2 separate regions of the Mus musculus genome follow, and region 1 is linked to region 2. A link is a loop called in an ENCODE intact Hi-C map of the cell type or tissue named here. Cell type or tissue: gastrocnemius. All regions are shown on one strand.

Region 1 (8,000 bases), 59 kb before region 2:
TTTGTCTTCAACTGCATACAACAACCAAAAGTTGCTAAATGTATTGTCTGAAAGCTGCTCACATTTTCCCTGTATTTCCAACTCACCAACATTGTCTTGATGCCATCTTTCATCCTAATTTATTTCTATACTGATATATTGCACCCCAATTGATAACCTAGAGGAAAATTATAGATCTTGTAGTCAGACTGTGTCCTATCTCCTCTGTAATTATGATCTTATGGAAATAATAAGCCTCTCCAAACCATTTCTTCACTTGTTGTATTTGTTATTTATCTTGATACAGTATCAAGCTGGTAGAAGCATCAAAAGGAATGGTTTCTTTTTTATTTTCTTTTTTTTTTTCTTTGCTTATCATTCATCAAACAACTCATCAGGGCAGACTCTGGGAACACAAAGCTGTTGGTCATATCACATCCATACAGAGGGAGTACAGAAAGATAAGATAAATGCCAGTACTCTGTTTGCTTTCTCCTTTCTGTGTATTCTTGGATTCCAGGCAATGGAGTGGTATTGCCTGCATTTACAGTAGATCTTCCTACATCACTTACCTAAATCTAGAAACTCCCTCACACACATGCCCAGAAGTATGTCTTAGTTGATTATACATTCTGTCAAACTGACAACTGATATTGACCATCAAACTTGTAAAACAGATTTTAAGGTTTGATTTGGGAGGCCCATTACTATGAGTAAGTGAAAATGTAGATGAAAATCAGCTAACACTGTGTCTTTCCTATAGGAGGCACTCAATAAATATGGCCTTTTTTTCTTTCCTTATAATTTAATCACCTACAGCTTGAACATAAATTTGTGCCATTTCTCCTATGAAAACCCTTTAGAGGTTTCTAAACCAAAATCCATTAACTTAGGAAAGAAAACTCTTCATAAATTGACTCATGTTTCGACACTTGCCACAAATCCATAGGTTCCTTAATAACTAGAATGCTATCTTTCTATCCCCAAAACCTAACTATAGAGTCAGGTTCAAAAGAGGAACTCTTAAAATAAAGAATAAGTATTCACTTAAATATATGTTTAATTTTTCAATGTGATCTAGTTCATAATTACAAAATTGTTGATATTTGAATTTTTCTTTAGAAGAATTTGACAGAATAAGATGCCACTAAATTATGAGAAAAAATACATGTTTGTTATTTTGTGAGCATATGCATCATCGGGTGTTGATTTACTCTGAAGTTTCTTAAATTGACACTATAATGTCATGTCGTTAGAACATTATGCCTAAGGTAATCATGAAGGATAGATCAAAGGGGAATAAATGGCATGTAATGCAAGAATCAAACAACAATGGTACGTGGTAAACATCTCCAATAGCCTAATTTTCTGTGATAATCATAGTAGTATCACTTTGTATTAAGTAAGGACTTTTCATATAAGATATCAAAATAATTGAATACATTCCCTTATTTTTTTTACTACAAATTCTTTGGAAGGCAAATAAGAATTATAAAATTATAACTCAGACAAATAAAATGTTAATCATCTGTATATGTTTGTTGTTTCTAAATCTCAGAAAGTCCTGTTTTGACTCTCTGGGGCTGCTAAACATTGTTGATGAAAATAATACAGCTGGATTTATAGATAAACAGTGCAAAGTTTTGATCACTGATGACCCCCAAACAACCTTAACTGAACCTCTTTTGTGACAATGATCTTAGTTTTCTATTCTCCTACATTGTTTGAAGCTGTCAAGTCTGGGCTCCACCTTCCTAGGTAGCTAACACTGGTTGTGAACTCTGCATCCTTCTGAATCCACATCTCAGTCCAGAGATTTTTAAGTGTGTGCCACCGTGCCTAAGCTGTGTTTTCAAAATCTATAATAAAATGTACATACAATACACTCATATAAAATGTATACATGTATATGTATGTGCATACAAAATTGGCATACTAGGTCAGTGGTGAACATTCACTTGATGAAAGAAAGGGCTTCTTTGGGTTTCTTCACCTTTCTTTTTGTAAATTATGGTTGTGAACTCATCCACTCTGGTATTTTGTCTTCTTAAACTAACATGCTGTAAAATATACACCTCCTTATTTCTTGTGCTTGCTTGCTTGCTTTCTTTCTTTCTTTCTTTCTTTCTCTTTCTCTCTCTCTCTCTCTCTCTCTCTCTCTCTCTCTCTCTCTCTCTTTCTTTCTTTCTTTCTTTTTTGTTTGTGAGATTCTACCATCTAAAAGCACTCTAAGACCAGAATCATGAGTTTGGGGAATTTATATTGTTTAACACAATTTAATCGTATCTATTCAATCTAAACAAGACAGCATCCATACCTCATTTCTTGTCTCTGTCAATTCCTCCAGGATAACTCCTGTGAACAGGAATAATGATACATTCATTTGAATGTATTTGAAATTTGTCCATACTTATGACATTATACAAAACATTTTTTCATATTAGTGCCATTTATGTTAAACTGTCATTCTCAAGAGGATAGGTATTATGATAGCTAATATCTTAGGGTGTTACTGCTGTGAACAGACACCATGACCAAAACAACTCTTATAAAGAACAATATTTAATTGGGGCTGGCTTACAGGTTCAGAGGTTCTGTCCATTATCATCAAGGCAGGAACATGGAAGCATCCAAACAGACCTGGGAGTAGAGGAACTAAGAGTTCTAACTTTTGTTCCAAAGGCAGCTAGCAGACTAGCTTCCAGGAAGGTAAGATGAGGGTTTTGAAGTCCAAACCCATGGTGGCACACCTACTCCAACAAAGCCACTCCTCCAAACAGTGTCACTCCCTGGGCTAGGCATACTCAAACAAGCACAACTAATATTGCCAATATGATGGGATCTAAATAAAGCCTCTTGGTATGCCTTGCTAGTTCCCTAGTTTGGTTAGACTCTTTTTTTTTTTTGTCTTTATTTATTTATTTATTTTTATTACATATTTTCCTCAATTACATTTCCAATGTTATCCCAAAAATCCCCCATACCAATGGCCTTTCTCTACACAAAGAATAAACAGGCTGAGAAAGAAATTAGGGAAACAACACCCTTCTCAATAGTCACAAATAATATAAAATATCTTGGCGTGACTCTAACTAAGGAAGTGAAAGATCTGTATGATAAAAACTTCAAGTCTCTGAAGAAAGAAATTAAAAAAGATCTCAGAAGATGGAAGGAGGTACAGAGATAAAGTTTGGTTAGACTCTTGGCTGATTTATGGAGAATTAACTATATTAAGTTTACTCTGGGTGGAGCCATTCCATGGTTGTGTTTCTAAAAGAAATAAAAACAGATATGTTCAGTACTAGCTTTCATTTCTCTGTGCTTCTTGCCTGTGGAAGGTTCTTTGCTTTATTTCACTAGGACAGAGCCCTGTCTGTTCTGGAACTAATAATGAAGAGCATGGTGGTCTTGAACTCACAGAGATCCCCTTGCATCTGTCTTCCCAGTGCTCAGATTAAAGGTGTGTCCCACCATGCACCTGTGGTGGTTTGAATGAGGAGTGGCCCCCTAGGCTCAGGTAATAACTAGTTGGTTCACAGTTGGTGAACTGTTTAGGGAGGTGTGCAGCCAAGACAATGGATCTGGGGATTTGAGAGTTTGTAGTCCCACCCTTCTCCCATTTTGCTCTCTCTATGCTTATGAGGGAGGATGTGAGCTTTCTGGTTCCTGCTCTTTCACTGTGCCTTCTTCTTGCTGCTATGCCAGTCACCCACAATGAATTTGTATCCCTATGGAACAATAAACCAAAATAAATCCTATCTTCACAACAATGGATAAGTAACTAAAGGATGGAATGTAATCAGGAGCCTCAAGCTCCCTCCGACATGACTTCTGCACCATTATGTACTATCTTCTCAAATTGTGTGCCAAAATTAACATTTTCTCTTTTAAATTGCTTTTTGTTGAGCATTTTTATCATAGCAACATAACAAGAAACTAATACAGGTACATTCTTCATTCTATATGTTAGATGCCTAAGCTATACATGGGCATGATAGATTATTAATTCAGAATTCATAATTAACACAGGATGCAGTTAGATATGTTTATCATATTTGTGATAGTGGTGTTTGGATATTTGATCAGAGTGAATAAAACAGACTGAATCCTCCTCCAATGGCTCACTACTCACTTAAGCTAGTTTGACATTACTTCCCTGACATTCATGTTCTCTTTTTATTACCTTTATGCAGTCAGAGTGTAGTCTTCTTCCTACTTGATAATGAGCATGAAGATCCCACACTAAGGCTTTTGAACCTCATATGCCTTAAACATTCTCCACGTATCTCTCACCTCTTTTGTGTCTTCATGATCTGATCCTTTCTCAAGTCAGCCTATCATAATTCTATTTAAAATTTTATATCAATGCATATTTTCTTCATGGATTGCCCCTCTCAACTTCACATTTCCCCTTTTAATGACCATATACCCTAAACCTTCTATACATGCAGAATCAACCACCCATGAATCAAAACTCTTTAGAAATAATGCCACATCTCTACTGAACATATTATAAACTTCTCTCCCATCCTAAATAATTCACCATGGTAATTATTAATACAGTATTTACAATGACTACTGTAAGCAATCTAGAAATGATTTAAATTGTATAGTGGGGATGAACATAGGTTACTTACAAACACTATGTCATTTCATATTAATAACTTATACATCTGCAGATTTGGAATTTGTAGGAGATCCTGAGACCAATGAAGACTGAAAGTAATGGTAATACATTCATTATGCTTGCAGTTTTTCATTTTGTGTGTTCTTATAGAATGAAAACCCTAAGAATAAGAATTCATTTTGTTCATTCCTATATCACTGACACCTAAAATAGTTTCTGACATATATAATAAGCTCAATAAAACATGTAAGAACTTAAATATAATATATAAATATATTTTGTGTGAACATATAACTAAATACACATACACACTGAGAAATGCATATACCTCTTCAGAGGCAGAAATTTGAACCATGTGAATGAACTCTCACTTGAATAAATAGATCAAGGTACAAGTGAAGTTGAATTTTATAGTCTGGCTTTACTCCCACTACAGAATTCTCCAAATATTATGGTCTCTCAAATTCAATTTTGGTAGTATTACATAAGAGTAGATAAACATCTTGAATCACACGTACAGGTTTCATTGAAACGTTGAACAGTATGAAGTACTCTGGCTTCAATAGATGTTTGCCTATAATCGAATGCACGTACATTTTAATAACTGGTATCTGTTGCTGTTTTGATCTGGAGTGGTCCCCAAAAGGCCCATTTGTTGAAGGTGGTACTCATCCTTTTGTGAATTGGAATACAGTCTAAACCTTAAAAGCTGGAGTCTAGCTACAGAAATGTTAATGTTTTAGTTACCTTTCTAGCTTCATGACAAACACTATGAGCAAAGCAACTTCTAAAAGGAAACATTGAATTGGGAGTCTTTTACAGTTTCAGAGGGCTAGTCCCTGACCATCACGGCAGAAAGAATTACATCAGGCAGGCTGGCATGGTAATGGTGCTGAAGCCATAGCTGATAGCTTATTATCTCTTAATCTGAAGTCAGGAGTCTTAGAGTATAAGACTGTGCCTGACCCACTCCCAGTGACACACCTTCTCCAACAAGGCCACACCTCTTAATCCTTCCTAAACTTAGTTCACCTAGTAGGAACCAAATAGTCATATATATGAGCCTATAAGGCGCATCCTCATTAAAACCACCATAGTTTGTCTTCAGAATATATGCCTTTACAAGTGATATTGGACCACTGTCCCTTTCTGTATCTCCTTCTGTGTTTGAAAACTTCGTCACCATGCAATACTGTCAAATTGTACTATGGTACGACAGATCCAACAGTAGCAGGCCAGTGAATGACAAAGTGAAACCTTTGAAACCATTAGGGAAAAATACACGTTTCATCACAATAAATTATTTTTCTTAAGTATTTTATCACAATTACATAAACCTAACAAATTTCCCCAATATATTCAATACATGCTCATATGAGAAAAGTAAACAATCTGAATTAAGATAATATAAGCCAGATTAATCATATTTCACAACATATGTAATATATATTGATAGGCAAAAAAATCTAGGAAGGAAACATTTGTATTTTTTAGTTTGGAGGCATAATTGCATTGTTAAAAATTACAAGAGAAATAATAGCACAAAGTATACCCACGTACCATTTTCATGGATTTGATTATGAGCATGTTTATTCCATTTGCTTTATTATTTCCTGTTTCATTTTGGATGCATACAGCTACACACACACACACACAACCACACATACAGACACAAACACAAACACACTCCTAGTTCCTTTGGTACTGATGTCTTTTTTCTGAAAAGTGACTGACTCCTTCCAGCTTCTTCATACTTCTGATTAAATACCATGATGATATCCAATACTGGCTCTTAGGACAACCCCAACACTTGGTCATAAAAGTATAATTCTTCATCAGTACAAACTAAATTATTTTCAAGACTACAGAACCATTTCATTAAGTCAAGAAGATGCTTGAGCAGTCTTTGGTCCAGGTTTGCTACCGCTACTTCCCTGATCTAGTCATTGTGCCATTCTATCTTTCAAAAGAAGAGAAGCATGAGCACTTACGAGAGTACTCTTGGAGTACTCTTGGAGCCCTTGAGAGTCTTGTCAGTAAATTCCATCTGACACGCCTCCCCACCTTTTCACTTTATCCTTGTGGTGATCAGAATCCAGCACTATCTCACATTGGAATGCCATAGCGTATACTGGTATGTTGAACCTGATTACTGAACAGCTTTATCAGGCAACTGCAGCAAGATAAAAGTAAAGCAGAAGTGTACTTTCCTCCCACAGTGCCTTCATACATTTTTATATGTCTGCATGAACATTGTGCAGAATTAACAAAACTCTTGATTTTTAAATTTCAGAAATTGAAAAGGAGCAATTACGTTTTCTTCTGATATAAATAAAACAAATGTTTGACTATAACGTTTAAAGATGAATTGAATATATTTAGAGTAGTGTGTACAGGGCTTAAAACTCTAACTGCATAAGCACTTTATTGAGAAAAATAATTTTGAAAATGTATTCATAGAGTCATTAAGAAAGTGTTTATTGAGCCATTTGAAGATAATCAGTAAAATCACTAGCCATTTCTACAAAACCTCATATCAGAAAAGAGGAGAGCACAGTCACTAAGAAGTCATTATTGTCACAAGTTAAAATTCCATATATGTAGCATATATTAGCTCTTTTCATTAAGAAAATTATCCTATTATCTAGACAGCATATAATACAGATTAAGGCCATTGGGGCAAGTCTTATAATGTTATATTGACAGAAAAATAAATTTGAATTTAACTACCTATGAAGTACTTTACTGAACCATAGCATGATAGTACTAAAACTGGAAAATAATGTTGAAAGTGACTGGGTACTTATTTCTGTCTTCACTGGGGAGTGGCAATATGTAATCAGGAAATTTCTCAGCATTAGCAAGACACTCCACAGTAGGAGAGTTGTAAATGGGAGCAATAATCAGTTAACTGGAATATGCTATAAGGCACTTTTAAAGACCAAGATGTATTAATAACTCTTATATTACAGGAGCCCTGCACGTACAAATGGGGCTTGCAGATGACTGCTATTCTGTCTTTCTTGGCCTAAACTTTTATCAATGTTTTCTTTGTTAAACTCTGTCACAGAATAGAGAAAGAAGCCAAGATGAAGAGAAACCTTTCCAGCACAAAAATAAAGGTAAATACAGAAACTTCCCAAAGACGCTGTGTTGAATTTGAGGACATTAATTCCCTCTCCCATCTAATGGTGAGTAGGATGGTACATATTAAATTTTTGGACAAAAGTACACTATGTTATGGGTAAGTGCCTAAGTCTAGCAGAAAGAAGTAGAGGTAGGTGTGAAACTCTGTACTTCTATAATACTTTTACTTGCATAATCCATTCCACTGATGTCATCCCACCCATAATCATAACTGTTGGCTGCTACTCATAGCAAATATGCTTCAAAG
Region 2 (8,000 bases):
GAAATATTGGATTTATGTAAACATAATGAGTAGAGAACAATATACAATATAACATAACCAATCAATTTATAAGTCCTTTGCAAATTCAGGACTGAGAAATAATATCATGTAGGAAGATGATCACAAAAGTCCTTACAATAGAAGCGGTGCTAATCATAAAACTGTTCATGGTACAAGCAACAGAAAACCCAAACTAGAGTCAGCACAAAGAACTGTATCGATTTATGTTCAGGTATAGGATTCAGATAGATTTATCCAGTTAATCAACCCTTTTGTCAGTCACCTTTCCTCTCCGTTCTACTGTCTGCATTACATTTTCTTCTGTATCTGTCCATTCTTAGGGAGGCTCTCTCTTCATGGTGGAAAAGGACTATCAGCTTTGCCACACATTCATTACTCTGATTGAGCATGCTCAGTGTGAGAAAGGAGCACATCTCCCATTCTTTTTTCTTGGGCCATGTTGTCATCTGTGAACAATCACTGTGACAAATACTCTCACTAGTCAGATCTGCTTCACAGACTCATCAGAGGAGAGAGAGGAAGGAGCTTTTAGAGATGGATAAGTTGAGTCCCACAACATCCTGGATATAAAATAAGAACAAACAACAGGGCTTACAATGTAGCTCAGACGATAAATACACTTTTCGCTTAGCCTGATGGCCTGAGTTTTGATCCTCAGGACCCACACAGTGGGAAGAGAGAATCAACTCCCCCAACTAGTCCTCTGGCCTGCATGTGCACACACCCTCCTTACAAACCCACTAAAGAAATAATAAAAAGTTTAAAACTAAAATTGAAGAATAAAGATGTGAAAACTGAAATGTAATATCCCAAATCCAAGTGAAATTAGGCCTTAAATTCCCTTCTTTTGACCAAGAAATAAGAATAAAGAAAAGCCCAGAATGAGTGTGGCTCTACCAAGAATGCGTCTCGTTTTACTACATGGGAACTTCGCAGAAAGGAGGACAGCCAATCTGCTTTCATTTACCTTCCTCAGCATGCTAGAGGCCAAAACCTTTTACAGTCTTGTCAATCCATTTAACACAAATCAGTAACAAATAGAGACCTGCATGGACAAATTGGTGAAACCCATCCCTTCCTACCCGGCCCAACTGTATGTTTTTATCTATGATGCTTATTTTTTATCTCTGCATATTTACTTCTTAGACTTCACCAAAAACAATTAGTGTAGATATTTTCTTACTAACACTGCCATCTACCCTCTGGCTTCCTGTATCTGAAAGACAGCTTAATTTCTAGAAACCAGTTCTTACCATTTGGGGCTAGCCAAAACCCATACCACTAAAACATGATGCAAATCATCACATACTAATCTTAACATATTGGGGAATTTTCCACAGCTGCCAGTTTTACCCTGCTATGTCTGAAGTTCAGCTCTGTTTATGGCATTGAGTACTTCAGTGAGACCAAAGAATACCACAGAAAACCCTCTGTGCCTTGAGTTTTCATGTACTGGGCTTGCTGTCTAGTCTATAATATTGAGAACAATCTGCTCTAAACATAGAGAGTCAGGGAGTACATTACCTGTAGAGGATTAACAGCAATGATCAATTAGATTGAGAGTCAGACTCCTGTTTCTTATGGTCACATACTTCCATTTTAGATAATGTTAAAGATGAAGTGCTCCTCTGAGGTGAAGAAATCTTTGGTCAGGTGAAGATAGGATTTCTCACCTTCAATGCTACTGACATTTGGAACTGTCTCAGTCATTACTGCAGAAACTTGTCCTGTGCACTGTAGAGTGTTTAGTGGCATCCTAGCTACACACACACACACACACACACACACACACACACACACACACCAGATGTTATCACACCCCTCCTTAGTTGTGAAAACTAAAAATGTCTAGTGTTTTAATGCATTAGTATTAAAACAAGCTATATTAATCATACAAACTAATGAGATTCACAGTGATATCAAAATGGCTTACATTATTAAATGGCACATGTTTGGCAGAACTGCCTACATATGGGAGCCACCTGTCAAAACAATAGCAATCACTACTATTAAAATTTAACAATAAGGGGCTGTTGAGATGGCTCAACAGGTAAAGGTTGAGCTCCATGCCCACCACCCACATGGTGGAAAGAGAAAAGCCAACACCTGCAAGTTTTCTACTGCCTTCCACATGTATGCTATAGTGTATTTATGAGCACACACATATGCATGCGCGCGCGCACACACACACACACACTAATTACAAATACAAATAAAAATGGAAAACTATTATGTAGTTTGATTTTGTGCCTTAGTATACTTGTACTGTGATTTGGATAAACATCCTGAAAAGAGCAATGTATTAGAGGCTTATACTCTAGCCCATGGCACTATTATGAGGAGATTGGAAACTTAAAAGGTAGGAGCTACTGGGAGGTCTAGATCATCAGGGACATGCCCCTGATGAGAATAATGGGAATCGACACCCTTATGACCTCTTCTTCAAACACATTTGTCACACATTGCCACCATGATCTGGGCTTTATAAGCCACAAGTCAGCTAGGCCAGCCAATCATACAACAAGATCTCAAAAATTGTATGAATAAACATGTTTTAAAATAAATTACTTTGTGTGTGTTACATGTAGGGGAGATAGAGAGACAGAGATAGAGATAGAGACACAGAGGAAGGGAGGGAGGGAGAGAGGGAGAGAGGGAGGGAGGGAGGGAGGGAGGGAGGGAGGGAGGGAGGGAGGGAGGGAGGGAAGTGAGGCACACACATGTCACAGCGTTTGTATAGCAGTTTAGAGAACTTTGTGGCATCAGTTCTCTCCTTCCACATTTACATAGATTCAAAGAATAAAAATGAAGTCATCAGAGTGTTAGAGTAAACTTTTGTATGCCCTGAGCCTGCATTCTTCTTTTTAAACTTGATTCATATCAGATATTTATGACAGTACTGAATGACTGCATTATGAATTTGGTTTAATTTTCTAGCTTGGAAAGTAAAAACTTCAGTGGTAAGCTGAAACATTTTATTTACATTTTAATGTTATCTTTAAAATTAAAATATTCCTATATTAATACTTACTATTGCTGTGGAATTGCTTTGTTAGTAAATTATATTATTTATTAATAATAATATTTAATATATTTTAAATATTTTCTTGAAAAATATGTTGATACTGTGCTTGTTAAATACATTAATGTAAATATTTTTACTTATATTGTAATAGTTACTTAATGTCATATTTTCTCATATTTTACTGTCATAATTTCATAAAAAGTTAAAAGGCATTTCAATGATGATAAATGCAAATCTTGCTCTCTTGACCACTAATTTCAAATCATAATCAATGAAAATTATTTTGTTCCATAGAAAAGAAGGATGTTAAAAATTACCTACTATAAGGGAAAACTATTCAATATGTGCCCCTCTGACATCAGAGTGCATTTGTGTATTGCAAGGTTTTTGCACAGCCAGCACAAATTTTCAAAGGTGATTTTGCCATCTCTTAAGATATTTTCATTCAACAGAACCTGAGGACAGAAACACAGCCTATGCCTAGAGAACAGATAGCAGAAATGCCACCATGGGTCCTGCCAGATTAGAAAGTCAGATATGAGTGAGTCAGCTTTCCACCAATGTGACTAAATACCGGAGAAAATCAACTAAAAGTACAAAATATGCATTTTCGGTTTGTGAGTTTGAAGGTTTCAGTCTATAATTACCGGGCTCAATTCCCCTGGTTCATCACTGAAGAAATTGTATGAAGCGGGAGTATGTGATGAGTATGTGTTTCATGGTAAACCAGAAACAGAAAGAAACAGAGAAGAGCACCCTGGGCAAGGTTTATTCTCTGAGGGAAATTTGTTAAGGAACAATTCCCTTCAACTAGGTTCCATCTCATAACTTTCCATTATTCCTCAATAGCCCAGTGAATGAATTCGCTGATGAGATCAGAACCTTCTGGATACAATCACTTACCAAAAGTCCAACACCTGACCATCAAAATTTCAACACATAGGCCCTTAACGGGGTGTTCATATCCAAATCATAACGCCTGCCTCAGCGGAGAGTGTTCCAGACCAAAGGACCACATGTCCATAATCTAAGAAATAATCAGAAGAGGAAAATGAAAGAATAGATTCAGTTCAACTTTAAAATGGCAAGAGCAGACTTTTATTGATCTGAGAGCTCCCTAAACCCTGCTATTTGGTATCCAAGGGTACCAAGGGAAACAAACAAAACCCAAAACAAACAACAGCAACAGCAACAACAATAAACCAAAACACTCTGTGAAAGATCTGACAATCAGTTTTTGTAGTGGAGAGGAGGGAGGAGGGAGGAAGGAGGGCTTGGTTTTGTCAGGCCCTGAAACTGCTTTTTAAGTAAACTGTTTTTTGAAATTGCTCACTTGAAGCTAAGTAAGACAGCCTGGTTTTGTGACTTCCCGGCCTTCAGAGTCTGTGATGGGAGTTGGCTGCTTTCCAGAATTCCACAGGCAAACGAGTTCTTGAAGCCTTGAGTCTGCTTTGTGGCCATAATTTTTGGGGTAGATGTGTCCTTTAAATAGTGCTAAAGTGGGGAAAACTTAGCTAAAGTAATGATTCCGGGAATTACATAACCTTTCAGAGCCCCACAAATATAAAGAATATACTCGCAACTAAAGGAAATGCTGACAGAGCTGAGCCCTTATGTAATAAAACACTCTCCCACCTCCTATTTCCTCCCACCTTGCTAGTTGTGTGCTGTTGCCTGCATTCGCATCTAATCCACTTCAGTGTGCCCCCTCAGAGTGGGTTTGTGCTTTTAGGTAGAGTTGGGTGGAAGGATGGTCATTATCCTCTTTCCAACCTTCTCCAAGCACAATAGGAGAAAAGGAACATTTGAAAAGGAGAAGGACACTCCAAATCAAAATACATCTTGCCTTTATTTCCAGAGAAACTGTAAAGCCATGAGCAATCAAGTGATGATTCAAATCCAGAATAAGGGAGATTTAGAAGTTTTAACAATGCAAACAAACAAACAAACAAAAAATCCTGTAATTAGGCTTCCTAAAATGCCCCTATTATGGAATTTTTATAATCCTCTTGTCTTCCATGTAAGTAATAAGTAAAACCTGAATCATGAACTCTTTGATTCCAGAAATAATGCAATGACATATGAACCCCAAAACAAATGCATTCCATTTGTAAATAAGAAAATAAATAGAATTGCATTAAATGGAAGAGAAAAGTGAAGTAAAAGCAAGAAAGAGATGCGTTATTTTTCTCTCTAAGGGGAAAAAGATGTGATATTTGAATAGGAACTAACTAGAAATAAAATTTCTTTGATCAAAACTCAGTACTCTTATTGCCTTGATAAATTCTCTTAGGAGCTAGTGGTGAAAGCTATTTCATTTTCATTTTAATTACAATGACTACTCATTAAATGAGAAAGTCTCTAGTAGATATCTGTCTTCCATACTAGTTCCCTTTCTGCCAGGAACCAGTGTACAGCCAATCCTATTTTACACCATCCATGGCTACTTTATTAGCCTATTATCAGTGCAGGTTATTCACTCAGTCAGCTGTGCTTCTTCAATAGATAAAATGACATCATTTCGCCTGTTGTGAATGCTATATTGCTTCCTATTTTTGTGCAGATAAAAGGAGGTGGGAGGAGGGGGATCTAGAAGTTGAATTTTCATCTTGTGACTATATTAATGTCATGAGCTCAGATTCTTGATCTTCTATGGGATTTTCTGACAAAAAAAAATGCCTGGAATAAGTTAAATATAAAGACATAAAACAGAGTTAACAAAAAAAATGTATGAGAATTTGAATAAACTAAGTCCCAGCCTGCCAAGTATTTTATTACTTCTTAGGAGGTAAGGTTATGTTTACAATAATTACTTTCTTTAATATGCTACACTTGAACTTTTTAATAAGAATTTCTAATTTAAAGCAAGTCACCTCCAAATCATTTGTTGCTAAAAATTTGATTAACCCTTTTTTCACTGAGAATGTAGTTTATAGCAAGTGGGAAAACAGGGAAGTGCAAAAAAGATAATGACCATTGCCTGAGCTGAAATGTGGCTTCCCTCCAGCTCACCTCTAGGAACAACAGAGATTTAAATACAAGTTCTAGCCAGATGTCATCTGCTCCTCATATACCATTTTTTTGTATGTCCAATATACATCATTAATTCTACATACAGTGAAATCTAGGTTTGATTTGTGTTTTAACTACACTTACTTAGGACAGCAGCTGTCAGTACTTAGAAAACATTAGCTATCCCTTCATTAACTCCTGGATGAGCTTGTTTAGAATTGTGGGACACAGTATATAGAAACGCAGCATGAACAATAGCAACTTGCGAAACCAAAGATGCAATTCGTGCTTTTCTCTGCATCATTCTCTGCCCTCAAAGTTAGCATCTTCACATTTACAGCTTATTGGTACCTTTAAAGTAAATAAACCTTTCCTTTTGATAGCTTCACTTGGCATTTTCAAGAATAACTTGTTTGAATGTCCTTTTCGGTGACCTAGACCAAAAAAGTCTGCCTAGTAATTGGATGGTTTAAGATGCTTCTGTAGTATTCTGAAAAAGCAGGAGGTGCCATGGGGTTGCTTCTTACCTTTATGAAGGGGGTCTTCAATCTTTACACTATGAAGCTGTGATCCCCAATGTTATTTCGTAATAATTTACAAGGCATAGAGGGAATGTACCAGGTCTTTATTGACTTCGTCTGGAAGCATCACTTTACAGAGCTGTCAGTTCCCTGACCATTAGCTACAGTTAGCCCCACAGCTCCTCCACCCTAACTAGGGGAAATAGAAAAGTATAGAAAACACTTAGATGTGTGGTGAGAACTATCTGTACAAGAGTACCTTCATCTGCACATTCTATTTATTGTCGGTTTGGTGTACCACTCATTGGTTGTTGAATTCTAACTCCATCTTGGCTAGGTCCAACAGGCATGAATAAACTTCCATGATCTCACCAATATAACCAGTAAGGAAATCTTAAGTGAAGTTTATTGTGAAGAAAGTAGTTGGGCTCATTAGAGACCCATCAACCAATTTAATTGTACCTTATAAAAGTCTCAGATGATGTTGCAAAAATGCTGTGTAAACTGACATACCTTACCTGCTGATATGCTGCAACCATCTTGAAATTGGCTAAGCGTATTAATCCTTAGGTTGTCACGAATGCCTACAGGGTGCCTTCAATAACATTGATTTGGCTGTCAGGTTGGGGTAAAATGTCAGCATCTCATACTACCCAATTAAGGCTTTGGAGACATATGCTTTCTTACAGAGAAACAAAAGGTCTGTCTCCTATAACTCAATGTATGCAGTGTACAACGTCATATTATAGAGATACAAATAACCGTGGCACATGACACAGCTGGGACACAGACTCTCTACCCAAGTAAAGCACCTATGTCACTGACATGGCAGAAGCTGCCCTCATTAGTAATGATGTACAAGGACAGTAGTGGTATTTTTTTTTTCCTTTGCAACATGGCTTGTCAGAACACAGTACATCTGAATCTTTTGCACATGTGATTTAAACAATCCTACTTGAAACCTTCCAATGTCCTGTGGTTTTTGTTGTTGTTTGTTTGATTGTTTTGTTTGTTTGTTTTGTTTTGTTTTTAAATTACAATAAAATTTAAGCTCTCCGGGGGAAATGCCAAGCAGAAAGCAGTGCCTTCCCAGCTTTGGGGGTGGCTCTATTTCTCAACCCTTTCTATGGTCAGTGTCAGCAGCCCTTACGAGGATTGATAGGATAATCACTTTCTGCTGTTCCCATTTGAGATCATGGAAATGATTATTGTTCTCTGGAAGAAATGGTTATCATATGGCCTTTGTTATGTTTGAACCTGCTAGGTTTTTTTGTGTCTTTGGGACTGCTTTGAATCTGACTCTAACAACACAGAAAATTCAATATGAGGGAGAATATGAAATCACCAGTTATCTCTCTGTCTTTAAATTCCTCTGTTCCCTTCTTACTACACACAGAGTGTTGACAGTTCAAAACAGCATT

Evidence for each region. Hi-C counts contacts between places; a loop is a spot of excess contacts. Peaks named below come from ENCODE experiments on the same cell type or tissue, not always from the same donor. Only the 100,000 strongest peaks of a DNase experiment are listed, where the experiment ranks them.
Region 1: a loop joins it to region 2, with 4 times the contacts of the local background. A loop is called at or near these places in 2 of 42 quality-filtered maps.

What each region holds. Positions count from the first base shown.
Region 1 is chrX:130,931,330-130,939,329 of GRCm38, reverse strand. No RefSeq gene overlaps it. Among named protein-coding and RNA genes, the nearest start is that of Gm25170, 20 kb to the right of the region's middle. In gastrocnemius, no CTCF peak of the experiment used is centred here; no DNase peak of the experiment used is centred here.
Region 2 is chrX:130,871,887-130,879,886 of GRCm38, reverse strand. No RefSeq gene overlaps it. Among named protein-coding and RNA genes, the nearest start is that of Gm25170, 40 kb to the left of the region's middle. In gastrocnemius, no CTCF peak of the experiment used is centred here; a DNase peak (open chromatin) is centred at 4,430.